Linked DNA regions of Homo sapiens: regions 2 and 3 are each linked to region 1. A link is a loop called in an ENCODE intact Hi-C map of the cell type or tissue named here. Cell type or tissue: mammary epithelial cell. All regions are shown on one strand.

What was found. Peaks named below come from ENCODE experiments on the same cell type or tissue, not always from the same donor. Only the 100,000 strongest peaks of a DNase experiment are listed, where the experiment ranks them.
Region 2: it touches region 1 in a loop (4-fold over the local background); 6 of 110 quality-filtered maps call a loop at or near these places.
Region 3: a loop joins it to region 1, with 7 times the contacts of the local background. A loop is called at or near these places in 20 of 110 quality-filtered maps.

What each region holds. Positions count from the first base shown.
Region 1 is chr4:169,787,664-169,795,663 of GRCh38, reverse strand. It overlaps the pseudogene PTGES3P3. Among named protein-coding and RNA genes, the nearest start is that of HPF1, 34 kb to the right of the region's middle. In mammary epithelial cell, a CTCF peak has its summit at 3,758 (motif pointing left); DNase peaks (open chromatin) are centred at 3,733 and 4,403; H3K4me3 peaks cover 657 bases.
Region 2 is chr4:170,085,786-170,093,785 of GRCh38, reverse strand. AADAT (aminoadipate aminotransferase) reads left to right here and starts at 3,830. Exons shown (of 13, transcript NM_016228.4): 1 at 3,830-4,162; 2 at 5,222-5,390; 3 at 6,538-6,670. The coding sequence starts at 4,096. RefSeq lists an enhancer at 1,720-2,414 and a silencer at 4,314-4,608. In mammary epithelial cell, a CTCF peak has its summit at 3,512; a DNase peak (open chromatin) is centred at 3,525; H3K4me3 peaks cover 1,496 bases; H3K27ac peaks cover 995 bases.
Region 3 is chr4:169,615,717-169,623,716 of GRCh38, reverse strand. CLCN3 (chloride voltage-gated channel 3) reads right to left here and starts at 3,139. Exons shown (of 13, transcript NM_001829.4): 1 at 2,654-3,139. RefSeq lists enhancers at 2,682-2,791, 2,982-3,211, 3,282-3,331, 3,892-3,961. In mammary epithelial cell, CTCF peaks have their summits at 3,250 and 4,069 (motif pointing right); DNase peaks (open chromatin) are centred at 1,346, 3,246, 4,036 and 7,796; H3K4me3 peaks cover 3,475 bases; H3K27ac peaks cover 3,818 bases.

The DNA of each region.
Region 1 (8,000 bases):
GATGATGTCATCATTAAAAATTAGTCTCGGTTCAGTGATGAATATGTCCAGTCTAGTGCAATAAGTAAAACTGTAATCTTCATTAAAAGTTAAAGTCTTCCCTCTCAGCTAAGGTCTGCACAGGAACAGGAGGCTTGTGGCTTCTCTCTCTCATTTCTGGCCTTCCACTCCCACAACTGGACACCCCCTCACTTAGGTGCTTCTGGTTCCCAGGGACTGAATTCTCCAAAAATCCTCTTCAGCCATTCTAATTGATGCCAGACACTTTTATGCCTTTCATGTGGGCAATGAATTAAGAGTTGCAAAACTGGCTTTGACCCCCTAAATCATTGATTCATTCAACCAATTCATTAAAATATCCATTTGACTTTTTGATTTAATAATTATTTATTAAATATCTGCTGTATGCTGAACACTGTGCTAGATACTGCAAGAAGACACACTCCCTACCATCCAAAAAATTTCCCTGTAGTTCAGATGAGAAAAGATGTACACAATTAGACCACAAGACCATGTATGCTAAGGGCCTTGTTGTCCGTGAGGACAGTAAGTGCTACAATAAATCAGCGAAGGAAACTGCCCTTTCCATTGGGGAGTATTGGAGATGACTTTACGAAGAAGTGGGATTTGGTTTTTTGTTTTTGTTTTGTTTTGTTTTTTTGAGATGGTGTCTTGCTCTGTCACCCAGGCTGGAGTGCAGTGGCTCGATCTCGGCTCGCTGCAACCTCCACCTCCAGGATTCAAGTGATGCTCCTGCCTCAGCCTCCTGAGTAGCTGAGATTACAGGCACCCGCCACCACACCCTGCTAATTTTTGTATTTATAGTAGAGACAGGGTTTCGCCCTATTGGCCGGACTGGTCTCGAACTCCTGACCTCAGGTAATCCGCCCACCTTGGCCTCCCAAAATGCTGAGATTACAGAGGTGAGCAACTGCACCCGGCCTGGAAGGGGGATTTGAACTTGAATCTTAAAGGCTGTGTAATAATAGCTCAATCGATGTTTTACATGCATATTATTACTTAATCTCTGTAACAACTTTATGAGGTAGGGACTATTATTATCTGCAGTTACACATAAGAAAATTGAAGCATAGCAATATCAAGTAACACGCCCAAGTTCACATAAGTGGGAGGTGAAGTATCAGAGATTCAAGTCTAGAGCATGGGAGAATTTTCCAGAATGAGAGGTAGAGGTGGAAAGTGTTATAAACTGGAAAACAAAGGGAAGAAAGATACAAAATGGTCATGGTGTGGATTAACATGACATCCCATTTTGACATAAGGGAATAATCTCAGGAGGCCTGTTACTGCTTAACAGGCAGATGGAAGATGACTTGAAGAATTAGATGAGGCAGTTTGGACTCAGTCATCTCCAAAGTGAGCAGCCATTAAGCACCTTTCACAAAAGAGCACATCCAGTAGGTGCTGCTTCCATCTATGTTCTCCCACTTCCCCTAGTGCTAACTGCATGAAATTTTCTTCAGCTCAACCCTGTCTTCATTTCACCTCTTTATTTCTTTATTTTGGAAGCAGGATTTGATCTAACAACTCCTATATGAGGAGAGTCTCTATCTGCACAGTTCATTTTTGTTACTTTCCTTTTCCGTAATTAGATAAATAAAAATGCCCATCAAAAGTCTCCAGTAGGGGGCTGGGCACAGTGGCTCACACCTGTAATCCCAGCACTTTTGGGAGGCTGAGGCAGGTGGATCACTTGAGCCCAGGAGTTTGAGACTAGCCTGGCCAACATGGTGAAACCCAGTCTCTACTAAAAATACAAAAATTAGCCAGGCATGGTGGTGTGTCCCTGTAATCCCAGCTACTCAGGAGGCTGAGGCAGGAGAATCGCTTGAAGCCGGGAGGCAGAGGTCGCAGTGAGCCGAGATTGATGGCACCACCGCACTCCAGCCTGAGCGACAGAGCAAAGACTCTGTCTCAAAAAAAAAAAAAAAAAGGTTTCCCAATAGGGAAGGCTGCTTGAGTTTAATCTTTTAGTGTGTTTGGGGGCTGGGTGCAAAAAGTGAGACGTCTGAGAGAGGAGGAAGAGTAGCCAATATTAAGGGATAAAATAGCTGGATGACCTGGAGGGATAGAGCTGTCAAAATGGAAGAAAAATTCATTTATGTGCTCAGGAAAGACAGTAGCTTATGATTTTCAGTGGGCCTTAGGAACTGTAATCTAAACTGCCATTTAGCCACAAGGATGCCTTTTTATTTATTTTTTAAATTGCAAATTGCCTATTGCTATGATTCATAGAGTGATGTCCTTATACAATGATGAAAACTAATGGTTTTTCTTCAAAAATCAACTTCAAAGTGCTGCTCCTTCATCTCTCCTGTGTCACCATTTCCCCTCCAAGCCAATGTCTACCCATATATGCTTTTCATCCCGAAAAATAGTCAAATGCATCACTAAGATTTGGGTATCTAATAATTCCCCCCAACTCCGATGTATTTGACTAGACTCCCTGACTACTACTTTTTTTTTTTCTAAATTAGAAAGAAACGAACAAAACAACAAACAACAAGTGTGAGACAGCTGGAGAGAGAATGAGTTAAAACTTCAAAACTCGAGTGTGCAGGCTGTTCCTGGGTCTGGCCCTGTCATTGTAATTCCTGTAGGGGTTCCTATAACTTCTCCTGTGAGTAAAGTACAAGAGGGAATTCTGAAAGCATTAGACACAAACTACTTGATATTTTTCCATGTGGTTTTCACCACTTCTTAGAATAGGTATGGTCTCAAATTTTGGATTCTTTCTTCAGGCTTTTTTTTTTTAAATAACTTTTGAAACCCTGTTTGTGATTTCTAAAAAGAGCAGCAAATGTTTCAAGGAAAAAAGGAAAAAAAAAAAAGGTACATGAGAGGCCAATCTAGGAGATTTACAGTGAGGAGCTGATGAGTTCTGTAAAAGTTGTGTTCAGCTCTGTTTCACCTGTGAGTTCCTGTACTTTTTTCTTTTTGTAATCACAATTATTATCCTGTAGCCACATGATAGGAAATGCTGTTATAGATGAAACAAAGACAGGCAGCATCTGGGCCACAGATTAGATAATAATGAAATTCTTTGTGGTTGACAAGAGAAAAATAATGGGTAATACAAAACTGTAATCATATTTTTCATGCATTAGCTACCTATAAATTGCATACCCTGAATATAAGCTGTTGCTGTGAAACTTTAAATGTTTAAGATTAAAAAAATGAACAAATCAGAGCTTATCATTTCAAGTCTCAATTTTGTGTTTTTCCCACAGAAATATACTCTAGGTTTCCAGAAAGTTCTCTCGAATTTTTGTTAATGGACGTCCAAAAGGTACCTGAGTTGCCTGCCCTGGCTTCTTTTTTTTCTTTTGAGACGGAGTTTCATTCTTTTTGCCATGGCTGGAGTGCAGTGGCGCTATCTCAGTTCACTGCAATCTCCTTCTCTGGGGTTCAAGGGATCCTTCTGCCTCAGCCTCCCCAGTAGCTGGGATCACAGGCGGGCACCACTAACGCCCGGCTAATCTTTGTATTTTTTGGTTGAGACAGGGGTTTCACCATGTTGGCCAGGCTGTTCTCGAACTCCTGACCTGAAGTGATCCTCCCGCCTCGGCATTCCAAAGAGCTGGGATTGTAGGCACGAGCCATCGTGCCCGGCCACCCTGGCTTCATCTTTCACGTTTATAAATAGGCGTGGCCGATTGAAGACTGCACAGATACAACTGTGTACCAGAAAGTATGACTGCAGAATTTTCTTTTCCAGAAACTGCAGTGGAGCCCTCCTGTGGCTAATTTAATCCAGCCAGTTTTCCCTGATCTAAGCAGAAAAACGTATAAAGAAGCAGCTGTAGCTGCCGCCGTCGCCTGAGGGGAGCGAGAAGAGGCAGCGGCGACCAGGGAGAAAACGCGGAGTCCCCACCGGAGAGCAGCCGCCGCCAGACAGCCGCCCGCCCACCCGTTCGCCCGTCCCCCTGCCGCATTCACAATGCAGCCTGCTTTTGCAAAGTGGTACGATCGAAGGGACTGTGTCTTCACTGAATCTTGTGTTGAAGACAATAAGGATGTTAATGTAAATTTTGAAAAATCCAAACTTACATTCAGTTGTCTTGGAGGAAGTGATAATTTTAAGCATTTAAATGAAATTGGTCTTTTTTACTCTATTGATCCAAATGATTCCAAGCATAAAAGAACGGACAGATCAATTTTATGTTGTTTACGAAAAGGAGAATCTGGCCAGTCATGGCCAAGGTTAACAAAAGAAAGGGCAAAGCTTAACTGGCTTAGTATGGACTTCAATCATTGGAAAGACTGGGAAGATGGTTCAGATGAAGACAGGTCTAATTTTGATCGTTTCTCCGAGATGATGAACAACATGGGTGGGGATGAGGATGTAGATTTACCAGAAGTAGATGAAGCAGGTGATGATTCACAAGACAGTGATGATGAAAAAATGCCAGATCTGGAGTAAGAAATATTTCATCACCTGGATTTTGAGAAAGAAAATAACTTCTCTGCAAGATTTCATAATTGAGAGAATTCCTCAGTTGATAGCCCTAAAGGCAGATGCTGTATTTGCCTACTTTAACCCATTTTTCAACCTGTTTGTTTTTTAAAAGGCTTCACTAAGGGTTTATATGTACCATTGTATGGAGCAATTTGAAGTCAGCTAAGGCAATAACCTTATGCATGAACATTTCCCAGACTTTCATGAAGCTGTTGAGGTCCTAGGCAATTGATGCAGCAGTTGTGATAAATAAAAACATCTCACCTAAGTCTCCTTTTCTTCATAACATAGATACTGACGTGATAGGAAGCTCTGGGCTTAGGTAAAGAGAACAAAATTTTAGTTTATAGGGGAGAGAATGACATTACTCCCCAGAGCACAGAGAGTGCACACCCCCCTGTGATATTATTCATAATATCCAGGGAGGGAGAGGATGACATTAGTCTCCATATCGCAGGGTGAGTACATTCCCCTTGTGATATTGTTCGAAATATCCAGGGAGGGGGAGAGGATAACATTACTCCCTATATAGGAGGGGTGTGCACCCCCCTGTGATATTGTTTATAATATCCAGGAAGGGAGAGGGTGACATTACTCTCAATATCACAGGGGATGTACCCCATCCCGTGATATTGTTCATAATATTCAGGGAGGGGGAAGATGATATTACTCCCAATATCGTAAACACCCTGTGTGTACGCCTTCTGTAATATTTTTCATAATATCCAGTGGGAGGAGAGGATGATATAACTCCCAGTGTTGAAGGGGGTGTACAACCCCCTATGATATTGCTGGTAATATCCAGAGAGGGAGAGGTTGATATTTCTGCCAATATCGCAGGGGATGTACACTCTGCTGTGATATTGTTCGTAATATCAAGAGAAGGAGAGGATGATGTTACTCCCAATGTCGCAGGGAGTGTACAACCCCTGTGATACTGTTCGAAATATCCAGGGTGGGGAGAGAATGATATTACTCCCAATATCATAAAAACCCTGTGTGTACACCCCCTGCTGTATTGTTCGTAATATCCAGGGGAAGAGAGGATGATATTACTCTCAATATTGCAGAGGGTGTACAGCCCCTTGTGATACTATTTGTAAAGAGCAGGGGAGGGTAAGATGATGCTACTCCCAATATTGCAGGGTATGTACATTCCCCTGTGATATGGTTCCTAATTTCCAGGGGGAGATAGGATGATATTACTCCCAATATCTCAGGAGGTGTACATACCCCTGTGATAGTCTTCGTAATATTAACTAGAACAGAGGATGATATAACTGCCAATATCACAGAGAATGTACACCTTCCTGTGATATTTTTCATAATATCGAGCGGGGGGAGAGGATAAAATTATTCCCAATATCACAGGGGGTGTACACAACACTGTGATATTGTTTGTAATATCCATGGGGGGAAAGGATGATATTACTCTTAATATCGCAGGTGGTGTACATTCTCCTATAATATTGTTCATGATATTCAGGGTGGAAAAGGATATTACTCCCAATATCGCAGGGGATGTACACCCCCTTATGATATTGTTTGTAATATTCAGGGTGGGAGAGGATATTACTCCCAATATCGCAGGCGGGGTACATTCCCCTATGATATTGCTCATAATATCCACGGGAGGAGACGATGATATTTCTCCCAATGTAGCAGAGGGTGTACACGCCCCTGTGATATGATATACAATATCCAGGGGGGAAGTGAATGATATTACTTTCAATACGCAGGGGGTGTACACGCCCCTGTGATATTGTTCGTAATATACAGGGGGAAAGAGGATGATATTACTCCCAATATCCCAGGGAGTGTACACCCTCCTGTGATATTGTTCGTAATATCCAGGGGAGAGAGGATGATATTACTACAAACATCATAAGGGGTGTACATCCCCTTGTGATATTTTTGAAATATCCAGGGGGGAAAGAATTATGTTGCTCCCAATATCACAGGGGTTGTACACCCCCCTGTGATATTTTTCATAATATCCAAAAGGGGAGAGGATGCTATTACACCCCATATCGCAGGAGGTGTACACCCCTCTGGGATATTGTTCATAATATCCAAGGGGGAAGAGTATAATATTACACTTAATATCACAGAGGGTGTACACCCCTATGTGATATTGTTCGTAATATCTAGGAGGAAGAGGGTGATATTACTCCCAATATCGAGTGGGGTGTGCACCCCCCTGTGATATTGTTCATAATACTCAGGGTGGGAAAGGATGATGTTACTCCCAATATCGCAGGGGTGTACACCTTCTGTGATATTGTTCATATTTTTCAGGAAGGGAACGGATAATATTACTCCCAATATCACCCGGGATGAACACTCCCCTCTGATATTGTTCGCGTTATTCAAGGGAAGAGAGGATGATACTACTCCCAATATCGCTAGGGGTGTACACCCCCCGTGACATTGTTCATAATATCCAGGGGAGAAGAGGATGATATTACTCCCAATATCCCAGGGAGTGTACAACTTTGTCATATTGTTCGCAATATCCGGGGTGGGGAGAGGATGACATTACTCAACAATATCGCAGGGGGTGTACACCTTCTTGTGATATCGTTCGTAATATCCAGAAGGGGAGAAAATAATATTACTCCCAATATCGCAAAGGGTGTACAGCCCCCTGTGACATTGCTCATAATATCCAGAGAGGGAGAGGACAATATTATTCCGAATATCACAGGGGTGTACATCCCCCTGTAACATTATTTGTAATATCCATGGGGAGAGATGATGATATTGCTCCCAATATCCCAGGGGGTGTACAGGCCCCTGTGATATTGTTCGTAATATCCAGGGGAGGAAAGGATGATATTAATCCCAATATCGGAAACATGCTGTGTGAACACCCCCCAGTGATATTGTTTGTAATATCCACAAGGGGTTAGGATGATATTACTCTCAATATCGCAAGGGTTGTTCACTTCCAATTGATACTACTTCCAATATTGCAGGGGGTGTACACCCCCCTGTGATGTTGTTTGTAGTAATAAAATGGGGAGAGGAAGATATTACACCCACTATCAAGGTGGTGTACACACCCTTCTGATATTGTTGGGAATATCCGGGAGGGAGGATGATATTACTACTAATATCGCAAGGGGTGTACATCCCCCTGTGAAGTTGTTCGTAATATCCAGGAAGGGAGAGGATGATATTACTCACAATATCGCAGGGGGTGTACAACCTCCTGTTATATTGTTCGTAATAAGCAGGGAGAGAGAGGAAGATACTAATCCCAATATCGCAGAAGGTGTACACCCTACCCCATGATATTCTTTGTAATTTTCAGGGAAGGAGAGGATGATATTACTCCCAATATCGCAGTGGGTGTACACCCCCCTGTGATATTGTTCATAATATCCTGAAGGGGGAGAGGATGATATTATTACCAATATCACAAACGGTGTACACCCTCCTGTGATATTGTTCCTAATATCCACGGGGAAGACGATGATATTACTCCCAATATCATAGGGGGTGTACACCCCCCTGT
Region 2 (8,000 bases), 300 kb before region 1:
TCTCTACAAGGTATTTTAAAAAATTATCCTGGTGTAGTGGTGTTCACCTGTAGTCCCAGCTACCCAGGAAGCTGAGGTGAGAGAAATGCTTGAGCCCGGGAAGACGAGGCTGCAGTGAGCTATGGTTGGCGCCACTGCATTCAAGCCTGGATAACAAAGTGAGACTCTAGACACTCTGCCTCTCAAAATAAAATAAATAGCCTGTGAGTAATAAATACTACAAATCACAGACGGGTGCATCAACGTGCTTACAAAAACCTTTGGTCTTTTCCTTGGCCCAGCACTCCAAATTCCTTTGACCGAACAGGTTCCTACTACCAAATGGAAGAAATTTAAATTGAGACAGAGTCTCGCTCTATCCCCCAGCTCAATCCCCCACTGGAGTGCAGTGGCGTGATCTCGGCTTCAGCTGACTCCAACCTCCGCCTCCCGGGTTCGAAAAATGCTCATGCCTCAGCCTCCCGAGTGGCTGAGATTACAGGCATCTGCCACCAAACACCGCTAATTTTTGTATTTTTTAGTAGAGATGGGGTTTTGCCATGATGGTCAGGCTGGTCTCCAACTCCTGACCTCAGTTGATCCACCCACCTTGGCCTCCCAAAGTGCTGGGATTACAGGCGTGAACCACACCTCCTGGCCAAAGTTTAAATTTTCTTCTAAGTATCTAAGGAAACCTTGCTCAGTTAGAGTCCTCCCCTATCAAAAAAAAGCCTTAAGTCCCCAGGAACATCAACATATCTAGTTACAAGTTACAATTTACCTTGATCTACACCTTATTTAGATGTTTCCGGTGCTTGTTAACTTCTATAAAAATTCAGGAACTACTTTTAGAATGGACAAGCTCAAACACATAAGGATCTGTGTGCATGGATTAACTGAGAACAGGCCTTAAAAGTTGCCAAATAGCTTTAGTCAAAAACATTTGGAGGCTGAGGCCTTAAGGTTTGCTTAAATGCATGTTACTAACAACAGCCAATGTTCATAGCGTTTTTACAACGTGCAGACCACTGCACTGATTAGTTTAACACAGATTATCTCATTTATTCCTGTCAACATGCCTGCGAGAAAACCAATACAGAGAAAGGTTAATTAACTTGTCCAAAGACACCCAGCTATTAAGCCATCAAATGGGATTTCAACTACTTGAAGTCTCTGAACGCAGAAGCATTTTGCCTCGTGGGTTTCTAACAGGTTTACTAGATACTGTGCCTGGAATTGGTGGGGTTTTGGTCTCACTGACATCAAGAACGAAGCCGCAGACACTCGCGGTGTGTTAACAGTTCTTAAAGTCAGTGTGTCCAGAGTTTGTTCCTTCTGAGGTTCGGATGTGTTGGGAGTTTCTTCCTTCTGGTGGGTTCGTGGTCTCACTGGCTGCTGGCGTGAAGCTGCAGACTTTGGCGGTGAGTGTTACAGCTCTTAAGACAGCTCGGCTGGATTTGTTTACTCCTCCCTGTGGGTGCGTGGTCTCCACGGCCTCAGGAGAGAAACTGCACACCTTCGCGGTGAGTGTTACAACTCATAAAAGCAATGTGGACCCAAAGAGTCAGCAGCAGCAAGATTTATTGCAAACTGCGAGAAAACAAAACCACCACACGCTGCAAAAGTATCCAAGCGGGTTACCGCTGGTGGCTGAGGCAGCCTGCTTTTATTCTCTTATCTGGCCCCATCCACATCCTGCTGATTGGTCCATTTTACAGAGAGCCAATTGGCCTGTTTTTCAGAGCTGATTGGTCCATTTTGACAGGGTGCTGATTGGTGCGTTTACAATCCCTGAGCTACACACAAAAGTTCTCCAAGTCCCCACTAGATTAGTTAGATACAGAGTGCTAATTGGTGTATTTACAAACCCTGAGCTAGATACAGAGTGTTGATTGGTGCATTTACAAACCATGAGTTAGATACAGAGTGCTGATTGGTGTATTCACAATCCCTTAGCTAGACATAAAGATTCTCCAAGTCCCCATCAGATTAGCTAGATACAGAGTGCCCATTGGTGCATCCACAAACCCTGAGCTAGACACAGGGTGCTGATTGGTGTGTTCACAATCCCTTAGCTAGACATAAAGGTTCTCCAAGTCTCCTCTAGACTCAGGAGCCCAGCTGGCTTCCCCCAGTGGAGCCGGCACTGGGGCCACAGGTGGAGCTGCCTGCCAGTCCCGGGCTGTGAGCCCGCACTCCTCAGCCCTTGGGCGGTAAATGGGACCGGGTGCTGTGGAGCAGGGGGCGGCACTCGTCAGGGAGGCTCGGGCAGCGCAGGAGCCCACGGGTGGGTGGTGGGGAGGCTCAGGCATGGCTGGCTGCGGGTCCGAGTCCCACCCCGCTGGGAGGCAGCTGAGGCCTGGCGAGAATTCGAAGGTAGCGCCGGTGAGCCGGCATTGCTGGGAGACTGGGCACACCCTCCGCAGCTGCTGGCCCGGGTGCTAAGCCCCTCACTACCCGGGTCTGGCGGAGCCGGCCCGCCGCTCTGAGTGCCGGCCCGCCAAGCCCACGCCCACCCGGAACTCTAGCTGGCTCGCAAGCGCCCGCACAGCCCTGGTTCCCGCCCGTGCCTCTCCCTACACACCTCCCCGCAGGCTGAGGGAGCCGGCTCCGGCCTCCGCTATCCCAGGAAGGGGCTCCCACAGTGCAGCGGCGGGCTGAAGGGCCCCTCAAGCGCGGTCAGAGTGAGCGCTGAGGCCGAGGAGGCGCCAAGAGTGAGCGAGGGCTGCGAGGGCTGCCAGCAGGCTGTCACCTCTCAATACTTCCTTTTTGTTATTTAGCTGCTAGCACAAAGATTTTACTGGGTTATCTCAGCCTTTTGCTGCCAGGACCTAGATAAAAGCAGTGGCTCCTTGACCAACCTATTAGGTAAACTTAAAAGAGAGCCATTTGGCAGTGAGTCAATAATCATCTAGGAAGTACTCAGTAAATTTGTGCTGAATGAATGAATCTGTTCATTCATTTTAATAACCATTAAAGAATTTTTTAAAGTCAAAGAGAGGTTGTCTGAAACCCTTCCCTCATTAAGTGCTCACATTAAACCTTGTACATTCCATTTTGGTGATTCAGGAAGGAGAAATTGCAGAAAAGTTGAGGGAGGTGGGGAGTAAGAAGGGTTATTTTGTAAGAAAAAAAAAGGCAAGGTGCTAGACCCAAAAAGATCCGGATATTCACTTCCAACATAATTCTTATTTAACGAAAGGTCAGAAATTCAATGTGAGGGTAGACACTAAAATTGAAGAGACTCAGAGTGATTTTTCAAAAATTTTTGTCAGAACTCCATCGTCACTCCAAAATGCTGAGATCTTCGAGAAAGTGATGTTGAAATTCGTCTTGGTCGCCGGGATGCTTCCCAGGAGAGTGCCCAGAGTTTCACTAACGAAAGATGGGTATTTAGCATAGCCATGGTCTGAGCGGGCAAAATGCACAGTCCCAGTGACTGAGAGGAGGCCAGCGGAGCGCGCGGGAACGAGGGTGGGGCCGCTCCCGGCTGGGCGCAGCTCGGGAGCCCCCTGCAGTGGACCCAAGTCGCCGCCAGATGGTTCCCGAGGATTAGGATCACGGGCACTTCCGGTCCCCTCGGTCAGCCCCTGGGCTAGCCTCTGGGCCGGCGCCTAGGCCGGCCAACGCGGACGCCGGGTTGCGGTGATTCCCAGCGGCGAGGTCAAGAGTCATTGGCCTGGGGCTGCAAGCGCCTCGCGCCTGGGCTACCCCGCGCCCTGCGCTCTGAGGGCGATGATCCGGGACGGGGAGGCGCGCGCCGCGGGCGGCCATAGGCCACGGCGCGGGGCGGGAGGGGGCGCGGCGAGGCCCGCGGCGGGGCAAAACCGGCCTGGGCCCTGGCGGCCGCAGGAGCGCGTGCGGCGTGGACTTTGCCGGGCTCGCCACACAGCCCCAGACCCGTTTAGGACCGGGAGACCGAACGCAGCGTCCAGCCGGGGAGTTTCGGCGGCGTTCTCCGGGCACCGCGCGCGGGAAGCCAGACGCAGCGGGGGGACACATCTCGCGGTGGCGTTGCCAGAGTGAGGAGTTAGCAGGCAGGACTTGACGAGGCTCTTTGGTTTTTCTAGTCCTCAACCACTGAAGAAGAAGCTTGATGCTTGGCTGTCAGAAGACATGAATTACGCACGGTTCATCACGGCAGCGAGCGCAGCCAGAAACCCTTCTCCCATCCGGACCATGAGTGAGAAACGGGGTGACCATCTCTCCTTTGGGGTGGGGCATTCCTCGCACAGCCTCTAAGGAGGGTTCCCTAGCAAGCCACCGCTTGGTTGCATCCATGCGTACCCCTGTGCACGCTCGCGGTGAGCCAGGCTCTGCGTGCAGAAATGAAATAGACACAGCCTTTGTTCTCAAAGAACTCGGGCTGAAACGGAAGGCGGGTATTTCTGCTGGAGCAGAGTAGGAGCAACAGTAGAGAGAGGCGCAGACTGCTGTGGGGCACGGCCTTGGAAGGGAGGGGGCGTGCTATCAAGAAAGGCTCTTCCTGGGAAGCTGAGAAGGGGCATGCACAGCGTGCAGATGGGTGTACAGTGGAGAGGGCCAGGTAAATGGGAGAGGGGTGGGCCATGAAGCTCACAGACAGGTCGGGGCTAAGTGGAGGAGGGCTTCTGCTATTGTGGCCCTTTGCTGTCTTTCTGATCCCTCTGCCTTCTCTTTGGTCACCTTCATTCTTTAGTCCCTCCACAAGTGAGGTGCCTAGAAAAAGTTATTCTGTATGTTTATTTTAGACTAGCTTTTGTCTTAGTCCATTCAGGCTGCTATAACAAAATACCACAAACTGGGTAATTTATGAACAATAGAATTATTTCTCACAGTTCTGGAAGCTAGGAAGTCTAAGATCAAAGTGCCAGCAGCTTCTGTGTCACCATGGTGAGAGCCCTTCCTTATAGACAGAGCCATCTTGCTGCATCCTCACGTGGTAGAAGGGAGAACCTATGTCCTCACGTGGCAGAAGGGCCAAGGGCATTCCCTCAGCCCTCTTTTATAAGTGCACCAATCCCATTCAGGAGGGTGGATCCCTCCTGACCTAATCACCTCTAGAGACCCCACCTGTTAAAACTATCACATTAGTATTAACTTCCAAGTATGAATCTGGGGGAGCACCAACATTTAGACCATAGCACACTCTATCACTAGAAATCGTTAAACTTTATAGTTTTATTGACTATAATGCATGCTTAACTATCCGCTTATAACAATCTTCAATGAAATTGTTTCTTCTCTTCCATGTGTATTGTAGCTGACATATTGAGCAGAGGACCAAAATCGATGATCTCCTTGGCTGGTGGCTTACCAAATCCAAACATGTTTCCTTTTAAGACTGCCGTAATCACTGTAGAAAATGGAAAGACCATCCAATTTGGAGAAGAGATGATGAAGAGAGCACTTCAGTATTCTCCGAGTGCTGGGTAAGTATCAATACTTAACATAATTTTATTGGCTTATTTTCATAAGAAATATTCTAAGGCCCATTGATAAAGAATATTAAAGAAATATTCTAAGGTCCATTCATAAATATTCTAAAGCCATTGACCCATTTGGTCATTCAATGACCAAATACTCAGTCATTGAATACTAACCAAATGAGTATTCAATGGTTAGGAAGGTCTGGGGAAAGGTTTTCAAAGGATAATTAAGAACAGAAAGGATATTGAATGTTTAACACTCCTCAGTGATTGCTTCTCAATCGCAAATGACCAAGAAGGCTTCTAGAAGGAAATACCATTAGAGCTGAGTCCAAAAAAATGAGAAGATGTCCAGGTGAAACAAACATATCAGGAGAAATGAAGAAACGGAAGATCCAGGAAGCTTCAACTTTTTAAAGTTTAAGCATCCTGGATCTTCCGTTTCTTCATTCTATAGTCTAAACAAGCAGTCATGCAAATACATTGAATATAGTCATTCATTTCTATAGTCTAAACAAGCAGCCATTCAAATACATTGCCCTCATAGGTTCAAATGTCTTTAATTTCTTAAAGGCAAGCTGAAACATATACCTTGACTTTCTTAGCTGGTCTTCTTCAAGTGATAAAGGATAATTTATAGAGAATCTATAAATTATACTTTATTAAAACCTGCTTTGTTCTGTGATTGAAAAGTGTATTGAAATGTTATTCATGTATATATGTGTTAGTTATGTAATATGTTAAATATACATAGGCTTATTCAAACATTCCATGATACAAACAACTTATTGAGTCTGAACTTCTAGGTAGCCATAGAACTCTTCCTAGAGAGAACAAAGAATCGATTATGCAACGCATGCGCTAAAGACTTCAGGTTTGGAATAAGAAAGATGTAGATTCAAATCTCAGCTCATTTATTACGTAATTGACTTTCTGAGAATTTCTGGCTGAATGACTTACAGGAATTTCCTAATCTCTAAGTCTACTGCCTATCTTTTAAATAGGAATATTCATACTGGCAAAAAGCATTTGAGGGTTTTTTAATTGAGTGTACAAAGTGCTTGATAAAGCTGTCATTTATTATTTCCTGTCTACTACTGTTACTATGATTTTTACTACTATGAATTTAAATATACATTTTTTGCTTTAGAATTCCAGAGCTTTTGTCCTGGCTAAAACAGTTACAAATAAAATTGCATAATCCTCCTACCATCCATTACCCACCCAGTCAAGGACAAATGGATCTATGTGTCACATCTGGCAGCCAACAAGGTCTTTGTAAGGTAAGACTGAAAGGAAAACTCAGCCAAAATGTAGAATTGGAAGCATTCATTTCTATAGTCCTCTCGCACTTAACCACAGAGAATTATATTTTATGGATTACTGGTAGTCTTTCTTGTCTTCACCTAGAATTATAAACAGGGAACTAAAAGACAAGTCATAGGATGGGGGTGGGAGCAGTTGTGGCCGGGGATGGGCAAGGGTGGGTAGGGGGTGTTGACTGTAAGCAAAAGCCAGGTGGAAATATTGTAGGTTGATCTATCAATATTTCCCCCTAGTTTTCCTCATTGTGAACACAAGGACTTTGAAAAATTACCTGCTCTTAACATCATTCACTAGCCTAATCTTTCTTAAATATTAAATACAGAGCATGTGGTCAATTACCCAGACCTATTAACCATTAAAGCAGGATGCCCACTAAGGGAGTACTCAACTCCTACCAAAAGCTTAGTGAACACTGCTTAATTTCATCTGGCTCAAAAATTCAAGTTACGTTTGATTTCCGCCTATAGTTAGGAAATTTCAATACAATTTTTAAATTTTTTAGAGGGCATGCTTTCATATTCCTGAGATACACATATTTATATTCTTTTACATATCTGTCTGTAGAATCTCTCCTTGCCACTGCTTGTATCTTGTCCCCCTCTTGGGTGTATTTCTCTAGATCTATTTATATGTCTGTATTTCTGACTTCTTATATGGATTGGTTCTCTCTCCCTCTCCCCCTGGCATTAGTTATTCCATCTTCTTCCCTTCTGGGTTCCGGGAACTCCACAGATGTAAACACCACTGGTTAGTTGCCACAATAAAGAGACCACATCTGTGGTCCTCAGTTTGATCTGTTATTTTCTTTTCTTTCTTTTTTTTTTTTTGAGACAGGGTCTCACCCTGTCACCCAGACTGGAGTGCGGTGGCGCAATCACGGCTCCCTGCAGTCTCGACCTCCCTGGGCTCCAACAATTCTTCCACCTTAGCCTCCCAGGTAGCTGGGACTGCGGGTGCACACCAATATGCCTAGCTAATTTTTATATTCCTTTGCCATGTTGGACAGGCTGGTCTTGAGCTCATGGGCTCAAGCAGTCTGTCCACCTTGGCCTCCCAAAGTGCTGGTATATTTTCTCCTTTGTTTTCCATGAATAATAAGATTCTCTATATTCATTCTCAGATCTAAATTAATCTATGACTCCCATTTATCTTTATCTTAAACCAGAGTAGTTTTCTTTTTCATGGAAATATGAAAACTGTAATCTGGTTTGCTTTAATGAATTTTAATTAAATTATTGTTACAGAATAATGGGTTACAGTAGTAAAAACATTTTTTAAAGTTTTTAA
Region 3 (8,000 bases), 170 kb after region 1:
AGGGAGGCAGAGAGCAGAATGGTGGTCTACAAAGGCTAGGGAGAAGGGGGAAAAAGGAAAGGAGAGAGGTTAGTCAAAGAATACCAAGTTTCAGTTAGAGGAGTAAGTTTTAGAGATCTATTGCATGCCACGGTGACTATAATTAATAATAATGTACTATATACCTCAAAATTGCTAAAAGTTAATTTTAAACGTTCTCACCACAAACAAATGGCAAGTAGGTGATATGATGGACGTGTTAATTTGCTTGATTTAACCTTTCTACAAAATATACATTTATCAAAACATCACATTGAACCCCATAAATATACACAATGATTATCTGTCAATTAAAAATAAATAAAAACAGACAAAAAAACCCAAATTCCTCAGGGGCAGCGGGTATAAATGCTAGAGGCTTTCAAGAGGACAACGGAATAAACACACATACAAATATAACACTCAGATTATAACAAGGAAGAAAGATAAAACAATAAACCAATAAAAAGTTGCTGTGGAAGACAGAAACTTTGAAAACTAAATAGTCTTCATGATTTTAAAAGACAGAAACTGTTCGATTATTTCTCACAAGAAATAGCAAGAAATATATTTATTTAACTTGGTTCCAGTCAAAGTTGCAGATCAAATCTCTCTGGATTTCAACAATGAAAGTGAGGCAGTGGGGTTCAATCTCCATATTAAACTTCACTGAAGATTTATCTTTAAGAACCAAAATGAATCACAGCTACAATGTTTATGTACAGATGTGAATGTGCATATTTAAAAAATTAAAATGTTTATTAGAGTAGTAAGATTATGAGTATTCCTTTTAAAAACACTGTTTCCCAGACTCTCTGTAATTTTACATTGCTTTTATAATTGAACCTACAAGCCACGTCCCTCCTTGTTTTTCTCTAGCATTTTGACTATTCTAAACTACACTATGGTGCAGCAGAGAGCAGGAACTCTGAAATCATACTCCCAGGCTTCAGTCTCAGTTCTGACAGTTACTGTAGGGCAAGTTAGTTAAATTTTCTGTGCCTCAGTTTCTACGAATGTAAAACGGGATTAGTGAAAGTACCTACTTCGTGGGGTTAGTGTGAAAATTGAGATAATTCACAAAAATTACTTGGAAAAGAGCCTGAAAACACAGAATGCATTCAACAAATATTAACACTTATTATAAAATATTATACATTTTAGATCACTGCTGACAAGTTTGACTACCAAACTAAGTTGGAAGTTCTACAAAACAGCGATAGTGGCCAAACCCCACAGGATACTGCTTTGATATAAGACCCACCACAGAGATCAAATCTGGCTTCCTGAGCCGTCTGAAAATTATGACCAACATGTCACAACAGGAAATGGAAAGCCTACCACTAACATGACCTGGAAAATAGCCAATTTACTAACACAAACCCACAACATCAACAAATCTGTTCCCCTGAACCACATCTATCCAAAAGTAGTTTAAATATTTACATTCTTAATGAGCTATGTATGACTGATAACACATACTGAAGTACAATTTCCAAGTAAAAATGTAGGTACTATACATTCATATTGACTTCTTAAAATAATGTGACTCATCATTCAAGTAAAGCAGCAAAGTTTTCGAGGTGCTGAGGGGAGTAAGGGGTGGGAAGGGTATGCAATCTGTGATGAATTCTGCCAACAGTGGCTGTCTGTATTAACCAGAGGCCATATACGCATATTCAAGTTGAGAAAATATCTGTAGGTCACACACATGGTTTTTAAAGCCATATTATAGAACAAGACACTGAATAGCAGCAGCACCTTTTAAGATGAAAGTCAACAATTTATACACAAGCACTTTAACTCCCATATGTACTCCTGAACTGAACAAATATTATTTTGTAGTGACTCACAAAGGGACGCAGTTATTTCCATACCGACCTCATAAAAAAAAATCTTCTAAATTAACTCTTTAAAGATGAAAGTAAAAGCATTTCTGGAAAGATTCAACAATTATACAAGCCACAATGATGCTGCAGTAACTGAACTGCATAGCTCCAAAAGTTTACGTTTGTAGAACTGAACTTTTGAATTATATATCTGTGTAAAAGGTATGGTCGCTGTTGATTCAATTCCATGAACAGGAATTTCTTTCTAAAGGAAACAGAAATCTCAGTTTCTAATATGCACAATGCATATGTAATTATCTTCTATATGCTCCGCAGTTTTAAAATGCCATACAAACAAAGCATACCACATGCAAAGTCAATTTCTGAGATTCTAAGGCAGTTTCTGGTCAAGTTTAAGATCAAACCACAAATATATATACACAAAAAATATTTTACATACATATATATCTAAAGATAGAAAAACTGAATATTATTTTTAAATTGGGGAAAATTTAGCGAAAGTAAAACCCACTCCTCTAAGTTTAAAGTTAATCTTCTCCTGGAACCCACTTCCATTTTATTCAGAGGTCCTTCGACGGTTCCTGAAGCAGATGTGTGAAATTTTAAAGAATGTCTGAGGGTATATACCTAATCAGGATGGGTTAGCATCCCAATTCACGATGTACCTTTCAACATTATGTAGGTACATTGTAAGAGAAACCAAGATGAGCGCTGTGGCCTCACAGTTGACCCAAAATCTGTGAACAGGAGAGCTGACAACTCTTCGCTCATACAATGCAACTCACCTCGCAGCTCAGAGACATAGCAAAATCGGTGGCTGTTTTTTGCGCTGCCTTTGGATTCTGCATCTGTTTCAAACCTAGAACCTAGCTACCCTCGGAGCTCCACCGAAGAAAGCCTGACACAGCGAAAACTATCGCGATTTAAAAGATACCTGACGTTTTCTACCGCAGAGGTTACGAAAATTTTGCCCGGTGGGACTTTTATTGTCCTCCTTCAAACACGGGAGCAACATGAAGTTAAATCCTCTCGCTCTGGAGATCCCTAGAGTCAACCTGCTTCTGCCCAAAATTAAAAATAAAAATCTCCAATCTCACTTCCCCCTTAAGACTAAAACTGAATCCATGCTCTAACTCGGGAGTAAAGTAGGATGGCTTTCAACCCACCACACCCTCCTTGCTCATTATTCCGGGTCACGGGCGAACTAGAACACTGGGAAAGGGGCTGCAGGTTCCGGACCGGACCGGCCCTGACCCACGGAAGGGGAAGAGAAGCGGCAGGAGTCAGGAGCCCGAAAGGTACGCCCCAGCGTCGACGCGTGACGTCACTACGTTGACGTGAACGGCCGTTCAGCGTCCGGCCGTCCCAACACCTCCTCCTCCGGCCACTCGCTGAGTAGCGTCGGCGCCTATTGGGCGGCGTGGGAACGGTGGGCGGGCCGGGACTGGGTCTCGAGGAGGAGGAGGGGTGCGAGGTGCCTGGCTCTGAGGGCCGCCGGGGCTGTGAAGCCTGTCATTAGCGATTAGCTCACGTCAGTCACTCACGCATCCCTGTTTGCCCTGCTGCTGACCTCGCGCGAGGCGGCCACCTTGTGGGAGATGTTTTCGTGAGGCAACAGACGCTGGCCGTTCCCAGCGTCACGCAGAGTTCGGATCCACTCTAGCGAGAGACCACAGCGTCCGGGAGCAGCTTGTGAAACTCTGGCGAGCGTCAGCCTTGAAAATAAAAAGTATTGGCAGCCGTCGACGAGCACAGGTTCCTAAAACTTAGATCGAAGAGAAGTACCAGCCTTCAAAAATAAACCAGCACCAAAAGCCCCCTGTGCTTATAGGTGACGTGCGGGCTGGGAGTGCAGTGGTGTCACCTCGCCTTGTATGTCATCGCCGGTTGTGTGCCTAACATACATACAAAAAGGATAACTCGAATTTAGCCATCACGCATTTTCAAAAATACTGCTTGGAAATTGAATGTTTGGAGAAAAGATATAATCTGGGGTTTCTACACGGTCTGAATTGGGTTCATTTCCGTTTAGCAAACATTTATTGAGCTCCCAGCGTGGGTCACAGAATTCAGTAAACCTGATCCCGTGTTCAAGGTGCTATATTCCGATGCAGGGCAGGGCGATGCAGTGAAAGAATGGTGGCCACAGCAGTAGCATGCTAATAGCCTGGTGGGCAGGTACAGGTTTTGCATTTCTTTGGCGAGATCACTTTTGAGTGTCTCCACTGGGTGGCAGAATTAAGACCCGTGAACGTTTAATATCTCCTGTATATTTAGTATATTATGAATATATACTGATTAATGAATATTAAGTGCGTGTTGTATATCTTGTGCCTCATGAATATTAAATATGACCTGGTCTTGCCAGCCTTTTCTATTTTTACATATACGTGCTCCACCGACTGTTTTGCAGGCTAGGAACACGTGAGTTTTGTTCTCCTATTTCTTCTAGGGCAGCATTGAATATTCTCAAAGACAGTTCTGGGCTTCAGAGCTGGTATAGTGCCCATGGTGGTGATCACAGTGCGGTCAAGCTTCTTAGGACCTCTTTCATTACTTTTATCCAGGTAGAGTTTGTAGAACTATGGAAATACCCAAGCACGATTTTCTCTTACCTGGGACACTGTTGGCCAAGATCTTTAGATTCTTCTTAGAAAATGTGGAAAAGCAGGCAAAAATTTTTCCAAACCAAGTGGAATTTTTCACAAGACATTTACTCACATTTTTTTTTCTCTCTCACTGTAGTTACGTAGCTAATTTTGGAAAGGCACATGGATTTTGAGAATGTAGACAGTAGTTGTGGTCTATTAGTCAATCTTACCTGCTTTCTATAAGGATGAAAAATTATTTCATGGTAGTGTCGTAGTTTCTTAATGGAGGATTGTTCCAAGGATCTCTCTTAAGTGTGCAAGAACAAGTCTATTTGTACGTTTGGTTTTTTGTAATATTATCCCTATTATGTACTACCTTATTCCTTTATAAGAACTTAAAGTCATGGTCTCTGGCATACATAATCATCGCACCAGTAGTTCTCAATCTTCACTTTGCATCAGAGCCATCTAGGGAGCTTCAGAAAAATATCCTTGCTTAGGTCCCACTCCCAGAAATCCTGTCTTAATTGTTTCAATGTTGGACCTAAGCATTCCTGTGTTTAACTCTTCCCAGTTGATCCAAGGTGCTCAGTCAGAAACACTGTGTTACATATGGGGCAATATATTTAAACAATGTGGTATGTGATTGCTTGGTGATAAAACAATAGATCGCATCTGGGAAAAAACGTTCTCTGTAATTCCTCTGGTGTTTTTGTCAGAGAATCTGGTGATGTTGAACTTCCTGTTCAACAGACTGGTGGGAGGAAACACAGGGTAAGCACCATAGCCAGATCTTTGGTACATTTTAAGTGCCCTAATGTGAATACTTTCAGCCTGATCTCATTCCATCGTGGTAAATACTACAGAAAGGATGCTGATTGATTGGCATTCTTACCACATCCCTTATTTTAGTGGGAGTGATTAAGAAGGAACTTCTTAGGGCTGAGATAATTCCCAGTAAGGAGGTTTACAGATCCAACTGTGGGCTTTTCTCCCATATGAAAATAATTTAACAGCCCACCTGATCTCTGTACCGTAAATAACTGCTCCCAGAACCCTAAGAAGAGTTTGTATTAGTATCCAAGTGCTGTTGTAACAAATTCCCACAAATTTAGTGGCTTGAAACAGTACAAATTTTTGATCTTAGAGTTCTGTAGGGTAAAAGTCTGACATAGGGCTCACTGGTTAAAAATCAAGATGTTGGCTGGGCAACCTCTTGGTGCCACATGTGGTGGCTCACGCCTGTAATCCCAGCACTTTGGGAGGCCAAGATGGACGGATCACCTGAGGTTGGGAGTTCAAGACCAGCCTCACCAACATGGAGAAACCCCATCTCTACTAAAAATACAAGATTAGCCAAGTTTGTTGGCACATGCCTGTAATCCCAGCCACTTGGGAGACTGAGGCGGGAGAATCACTTGAACCCGGGAGGTGGAGGTTGTGGTGAGCCAAGATTGCACCATTGCACTCCAGCCTGGGCAACAAGAGCAAAACTCTGTCTCAAAAAAAAAAAAAAAAAAAAAAAATCAAGGTGTTGGCAGGGCTGTTTTCTTTTACAGGCTCTAGGGGAGAATCCACTTCCATGCCTTTTGCAGCTTCTAGAGGTCACTTGACTTCCTTGGCTCATTGTCCACTTCCTCCATCTTCAAAGCCAGCAATGGAAGGCTGAATGTTTCTCATATCATATATAAGTCCCCCTTGCCATGTAATCTGATATATTCACTGGTTCCAGGGATTGGGGCGGTGGGGCAGGGGGTGTTATCTTGCCTACCATAGGGTGCTTAAATTCATCTTTTAACCACAAGTCTCAGTATGCATTTTTTAAAAGGCCCCCAGTATACAGGAAGTATTTGGAGACACAGCAAAATAAGTTATGTGAAAAGGGTCAGTTTCTTCCACTGTAAATCAGATTTTTGGGCTAGGACTGGTTGGAGTTTAAGTTAATAACGAATACTCAACCAATATTTAAATTAGCTTCACACTTCTGCCACCAACCAACCAACAAAACTCTTGGGGCCTCAAGGAAAGGGAAAAAGGACAAAAAGATTGACTCACAGTGTAAGAGTTTACCAATTACAACCAGGTGTAGGATAGCCTGTTCACTAGTATATCTGGAACCCTGGCAGATTGAAACAAGAGAAACAAATGATAGACATTACCAGTGAGTGGAGGTGGTATAAACCTTGCCCTCTGTCAGCAATTCTCTCTCTGGGAGTGGCAAGTTGGATGATGCTATTTTATAGAAGTGGCAAAGTAAAGAGCACTGGGAATCATATCTCAGTTTCTTCTATCTTGCTCCCTGGACCAGTAAAGTTACTCTGAACTTCCCTTGAAATAAAAAAACCTAGAAATAGGATTACTTACCATAACAACTTAAAAGAATACACTTAAAAAAAGTTGCACAGAAAAACCAAACAAGATTGTATAGCTCTACTTCATGTATTTATGAGTTGTTTCAGAAAAAGAACTTTGATCTTGCCAGGAGCGGTGGCTCATGCCTGTAATCCCAGCACTTTGGGAGCCTGAGATGGGTAGATCACCTGAGATCAGGAGTTCAAGACCAGCCTGCCGAACATGGCGAAACCCCGTCTCTACTAAAAATACAAAAATTAGCTGGGCACGGTGGTACGTGCCTGTAATCCCAGCTACTCGGGAGGCTGAGGCAGGAGAATTGCTTGAACCCGGGAGGTGGAGGTTGCAGTGAGCCAAGATCACTCTACTGTACTCCAGCCTGGTGACAGAGTGAGACTCTGTCTCCAAAAAAAAAAAAAAAAAAAAAAAAATTAGCCCAGTGTGGTGGTGCATGCTTGTACTTCCAGCTACTCAGGAGGCTGAGGCAGGAGAATCGCTTGAACCTGGGAAGTGGAGGTTGCAGTGAGCCGAGAGCACGCCACTGCACTCCAACCTAAGTGACAAGAGTGAAACTCTGTCTCAAAAATAAAAAGAAAAGAAAAAGAACTTTGATCTTATTGTTTATGTTTCAGACACATTGGAAAGAGAGAGAATAGAAGGGATTAAAACATTCTATTATGAAAATAGTAGCATGGTTCTAGTCTAGAATTTCCTCCTGATTCCACTAACATCATAGAAGTGAAAATGACCTTTTCTTGTCTTTTGTCTTTTCCCCAAAAATAACAAGAAGTTATCCGAAATAGCTTTGCACTTCTAATTACAATTCGAGACCTTTGACATGGCAAACAGTCTTCCAGTTTAGTGTGATTGTTTCCCACAAAACTGCCTCAGTAGGACTTGATACACTCAAAGCTCTTTCAGCCAATCATATCCTGAAAACAGTCTCATGAAGTGACTCATTTCTCAGGCTGCACACAACTAAGGGCACAGTGTTTTGTTTTATTCATCCTAGATACAGATTATGATCATTCTTTTCAGGTGGTGGACTCATCTGTGAGCCCTGGCAGGTGACCCAATTCAGAAAGCCAGAAACTCAAAAGCTGACTAGATGTTTTATCTTTGCATATGGAGCTGGGCCTACCAGATTAAGATCCAGAAATTCAGTAGGCTGCTACAGTTTAACTCGTAG